Regions from separate parts of the Homo sapiens genome. Here region 1 is linked to region 2. A link is an interaction called in ENCODE POLR2A ChIA-PET data of the cell type or tissue named here. Cell type or tissue: A673. All regions are shown on one strand. Links, peaks and the distances in the headings refer to the core of each region. The heading gives the core; the rest is flanking DNA.

The links. Peaks named below come from ENCODE experiments on the same cell type or tissue, not always from the same donor. Only the 100,000 strongest peaks of a DNase experiment are listed, where the experiment ranks them.
Region 1: POLR2A ChIA-PET joins it to region 2 with 30 read pairs; 2 of 35 experiments call an interaction of 5 or more read pairs at or near these places.

What each region holds. Positions count from the first base shown.
Region 1 is chr1:116,854,653-116,857,566 of GRCh38, reverse strand. No RefSeq gene overlaps it. Among named protein-coding and RNA genes, the nearest start is that of PTGFRN, 54 kb to the left of the region's middle. In A673, for the core only: no CTCF peak of the experiment used is centred there; a DNase peak (open chromatin) is centred at 1,496; H3K27ac peaks cover 1,485 bases.
Region 2 is chr1:116,385,358-116,388,271 of GRCh38, reverse strand. It overlaps ATP1A1 (ATPase Na+/K+ transporting subunit alpha 1), which reads right to left. Exons shown (of 23, transcript NM_000701.8): 4 at 781-984; 5 at 28-141. Among named protein-coding and RNA genes, the nearest start is that of ATP1A1, 14 kb to the right of the region's middle. In A673, for the core only: no CTCF peak of the experiment used is centred there; no DNase peak of the experiment used is centred there; H3K27ac peaks cover 2,204 bases.

The DNA.
Region 1 (2,914 bases), core at 149-2,648, 470 kb before region 2:
TCTAATTTAATCCTTACAATATTTCTTCCAGGAAAGATACTCTTATCCACACTCTACCTATGAGAACACTTAGGCCCAAAGACATTAAATAATAACTTAGTAAGAAAAAGGAGCTGGCTTACAAATGCTGATAATATGACTTAAGGACCTGCTAGCGTCACCAGGAGACTGTGCTGTCCCTGGAATATAAATCTGCTCCTAACAGGACTAGCCTGTGTGCATCGGGAGAATGTCTCAGATAAGACCCAAAAGGACAATGTCTAAGTAACTATAATTGGCATTAATCAGCTAATGGAACACATGCCCAGGCAGCTATGGGCACTCGTCTTCTGGTGACATTTATGTCTTCAAATGTAGTTTTCTTTTTCTCCTGCACATACTTAGATTGCCTATGATGATGTAAACTGGGAGGAATGATTGGAAGCAGTGGAGACAGTGGGAGAAGTCAGACCAGGTTCAGATAATAAGGAGTGCATTAGTCTGTACAGGGTTTTAAAATAATAATAAAACTGGCCAGGTGTGGTGGCTCATGCCTGTAATCCCAGCACTTTGGGAGGCCAAGGTGGGCAGATCCCCTGAGGTCAGGAGTTTAAGACCAGCCTGCCCAACATGGTGAAACCCTGTCTCTACAAAAAAAAAAAAAAAAAAAAAAATTATCCGGGCATGATGGGGGGTGCCTGTAATCCCAGCTACTGAGGAGGCCGAGGCGGGAGAATTGCTTGAACCTGGGAGGTGGAGGTTGCAGTGAGCCGCGATCGCGCCATTGTACTTCAGCGTGGGCGACAGAGCGAGACTCTGTCTCAAAATAAATAAATAAAATAATAATAATAATAAAACCAACTAAATGCCATCTGGTTTGTATAATCACATGAGCCGTGGCAATTCCGAACAATGTAAGTGACAAAATGCTCCTCCCAGCCAAGGGCTAACTCTTCTACCCTTGGAATGCTGCTTGTTGAAAGAGAACCATCTTAGTAGATTCTGAGCTTTTTTCAGCTTTGAATTCCCAGAATGTGCTATGTGTCGGATATAATAGATGCTCAAGAAACATTAAGTTGAAAATAACAAAATTGAGCTCAGATATATCCTCAGCCCTTTAAAATCTGGGCTGGAGATCCCCAAAAGTCTTTGTCATCTCTCACAAAGTCTGGTGTCATCTCTCACAAGAAAACTTGCAGCCACACAGGCCCCCTCTGTTAAAACACAGGAAAACTGAGGTAGCTGCCCAAGAAATGTAGGCAAAGTTGGAGCTTTGCTGGAATGCTACAGACTTGATTTTTCACTCTGCACTTGCAGTGGTTACCAGGCATGCCACCAAGTGATTTTATTTACACATTTTATTTCCTTTTTTGGAAAACCATTACAAATCCCCTCAGAATTCAGAATATTAAAGCATCTATTAGTTCTAGTTGGGCTTGGGAAGCTGAGTGCTTAGAAAATACTCCTCCTACTGCACAGGCACCCTCCACACTCTCAAATTACCCAAACCAGCTCATAATTGGGACCAGCTGGCAGGAGGAGAGAGGGAGGCCCCTGCGCTGAGCTTGGAATCATGTTACAAATTTCATCCCTAGAAAGAGGCTAGCCTTCACCCATTAAGGGTTAAGATGTGGGAAGTCAAAGGAATAGTGCTTAGGAGCTGGAATTTAAATTGGCTAAATAGAACCTGAAAATGAAGTGTTCACATTAGCAATGGTAGCTCCTTGCTTTGTCTAGAACGAAGTATGTATGGAATAACTGAGTGGACTGCACAGGGCTACAGCATCAGCCGGATTTTGCTTTATTGTTTGTCTTTCCAAAACTGGCATAACTGACCTGCATCCCACTCAATATCTTTCCTTTCCCCAAAATTATTCCACTTAGTTTGGGAGCACAGACTTCCCTATCTGTGCACCAGGAAAGGGCAGGTTTAAAATGAGTAGTGTCTGTGACACCTGGTGCTCTCTCATTGCCAGTATTTCTCGAGATCCACTTTCTCCTGCATTCATGCTAGATCTTCTAGGCACTGAAGCTTGTGCCCCCGCCCTGCTTTGGTCTGAGCCAGAACAACAGCTCTGCTCTTGGAGAGCAACTCATGAGGCCAGCCCTCCCAGCCTTGGCCGTGGGCTTCCCAGCCTGGATAGGGAATCTGGAGGAAATGAAACAAGCCCTCAGAGCCAGTGAACCATTATTCAGGAGAGCCTGGGCGCAGTGGTAGCTGTTAGTGGCTGGTGACCGTGGTGCTGGTGGCACTGTCCCAGACATGTGGTTTTCAGTGGTGTGACCTTGGCTGTCTTTTCTGGTGCCAACACCCTTGGTTTTTGCCTGTTTACTGAGCCAGATTCTCCAGGCTTCCTGTGGATTCTGTGAACTACTTGATTGCTCTGCAATAAATATTTTCTGCTTAACAGAGTCGATTTCTGGTGTCAGAAACCAAGAACTCTGACTGGTACAGCATCTGTCCCTGCAAGATTCAGGAAACCAAGTCCAGTGCTCAAGAGGGAGAAGAGATTAAAGAAAACAGAAGTAGAATATAGAAAGGAAATAAAAAAGCAGAAAAAGGGTGCAGCATTGTGGAAGCGTGGGGAGAAGGAAGGAGTGTGGGGGAAGAAAGTAGAGGAATTGGCAGGTGAGACAGAGCAGCCTGGAAGGGGTCATTCACCTTGTTAATGCTTGTAATAGGAGCCCTGAAGAAAACTGCCAAAGTGGCCTCCCTGAGGTATTTCTGCATTTCTGTTTCTGGTGGACAACGTGGTTTAAATGATTTTATGTGGCTGTTTCAGGAACAACAGATCCTTGATTTGGGCTTGCTTTTGGAAATAAATGAAGGTGTTAGCTTTTACTTTTTGCATTTATCAAATGTGCTGCGTGCTTGGAAGCGCACAGATATACGGACATGCATATGCATAGTGTGATATGATAAATCTATGCACGA
Region 2 (2,914 bases), core at 155-2,654:
ACTGGGGAAGGACAAAGCGTCTGGTACCTGAGGGACCATGTTTTTGAAGGATTCCATGATCTTTGAACTTTTAGCTTCTTGATAGTAGGAGAAGCAACCAGTTATGATTACAACGGCTGATAGCACCACACCCAGGTACAGCTGGAAGGGAAAAGACAAGTTAGGGCCCGTGGCTCTACACAATAATTAGGGACATTCAATTAATTTTTTGACTGAATAAAAAACAGATTTTTAATAGAGAAACCAAGATTTCAGAAATATAGAACTCATGTTTTCTTATTTATCCTTCTAAAGACCACACAGGAAGGGTCAGAAATGGAGTCAGGCACACCAACACTTGATCACTAACTGGACGTTTGGAAAGGTTCTAGATGCATCAGTTTCTCCTGCTTTATAAAACAAAGATTGTTTTTCAACCAACTTGTGGATTTTGAAGAATGGCCACCAAGCATTTCTGGACAGGTGGATGTGCCAACATGAATCGCTGTGCTCTGCCATCCAGTGGGTGGCGGCCGGGGCCTGAGCAGAGCTGCCTGCTCACAGCAGCACATGCAGGTGGGCATCCCACTTGTAAGAGCATCTACAACGTGGGTGGTAGAGAGAGGAAATGGAAACGAAGGAAGAATGGATGAGCCTTGAAGGCAACAGCTGTTCATAACCATTAAGTAATGAGTTCATAACCATTAAGTAATGAGTGGTAATTGAGAAGAAGTGGGAGACAAAGACGGAGAAGATATCTGATGTGTACTACAAATCCATATGCTGAATTACAGAACTCACATTATCGTTTTGAGGTTCCTCTTCTGTAGCAGCTTGGATGCTATAAGCCAAGAAACAAAGAATCGCTCCAATCCACAGTAACATTGAGAACCCCCCAAAGAGCTGCCGACAAAACTTGATCCATTCAGGAGTAGTGGGAGGGGGAGTGAGGGCGTTGGGACCATCTCGCGCCAGGATCTCAGCTGCACGAGCAGATGTTAATCCCTGAGAAGCAGTGGAATATAAATAAGGCAAACTGTACCAGCACTTACAAGGCAATATACCTACCTGGTAGCTGGACGGTTGCAATAAGGATTTAAGGAAGAAACAAAATGTCCCAAGCTAGAGAGCCAAGGTAAAACCTAGCAAATTCCTCCATGAATAATTCTGCTGATGAGCCAGTCCCCACAGGGTTCAGGCAAACAATAGGCCCAAGGAACTCATAACACCCAGATTAAAACTCTTTAAATTGATCCATCAATAAATTTGAATTCAGCCTGGTTTCTTCTAAGTTTTAGATCAAGGGATTAATGCCAAATTGCATTTCTGCCAAAAAGGTATCTATTTTCACAAATCCATTCAGTTTTGCAAATTAAGAGCTTTGGGTTTTCTGTGTATTGATTTTGTCGGGAGGGGAAAAAAAACCCCTCTACAAACATCAAAGGAGAAAAAAACTTCCTGTAGAAATCCTTTGGGTTAACAGCCAAGTTTTAAATATACAGCTTGATTCTTTGCTTGTCTGGCAGGGAAGGGCTCACCTCCATGTGCATTTTAGCCACCTCCCAATAAACCTGTTGACTGAAAAGTACTCACTGGAAAAAACCACTCTACTAAAGCCTGCTATTTTTCTAATGGGCCTTAAACCCAAGATTCACTGACAGCAGGCAATTACATATAAGCTCTCATTAAGAGAGGAAAATATGATCACTTTTATACTCTCAAAATAACAAGTCAAAAAAAAAATAAAATATTTTTGTCTAAAGTATCTATTTATCTGTGTTTTGTGCTCATGTTACCAAACATTTGAGTGCTATCTACATGCCAGGAACTGAATTCAGTGCTTTAATTAACTTGTTTAATTCTCATGACAATCCTTTTTTAGGCATTATTAACCTCATTTTATAAGTAAAGAAATAGACCCGCAGCATTTGAGTAATGGGCATAGGTCGGAGAGAGCACACTTCATTAAGACTCTAATAAAAACTTAAGTGAGATGTGAAGTGGCTAGAGACTGCCTGGCACAAAGTAAGCACAGAGTCACTGTTGGCATGTTGTTCTGAGCTGACTCGAGGCCTCCTCTTGGAGCTTAAAGTGCTTGTGTCAAGAAAAACGCTCTCAACCTTGTTCTTCTCTCCTTTTTTTTTTTTTTTTTTTTTTTTTTTTTTTGAGATGGAGTTTCACTCTTGTTGTCCAGGCTGGAGTGCAATGGCACAACCTTGGCTCACTGCAACCTCCACCTCCCAGGTTTAAGCAGTTCTCCTGCCTCAGCCTCCCGAGTAGCTGGGATTACAGGCATGCACCACCATGCCAGGCTAATTTTGTATTTTTAGTAGAGACGGGGTTTCTCCATGTTGGTCAGGCTGGTGTCGAACTCCTGACCTCAGGTGATCCACCAGTCTCAGCCTCCCAAAGTGCTGAGATTACAGGCATGAGCCACCGCACCCGGCCTCTTCTCTACTCTTACACCCCAACAATCAACACAGAAGATGACTTCTGTGAGCAAAGGTGTGGCGGTTTCTCCCCACCACCAAGGTTTCCTCCAATTCAATTCCAACACTATCTACCTGGAAAATCAGAAAAGTGGAACAAGATTAGAGTCCTGCCTTGCGACAGGTGAAAAGGAGGGCAGGAGAGAGATCCTGTTTCTTGAAGCCTGCCACTGAGGTCTAACACACCCAACATTATAACAAACGACTGTAATAAGGGCTATGGGAGTTATGAACCAGGAACTGTGGACAAAAACCAATATATATCAGAATACCACAGTACCCATGTCTCTTGATGCCTTACTGAAAAAATGCTACATATTGGCTTGCTATTCAAGTTATTCCCAGACATTTCAGTGATTATCTGGAAATAAGACATCCCTAGACTATTTACTTTTATAACATTTGTTACACATTTAATATCAAAATCCTCTACATAACAAGGATAC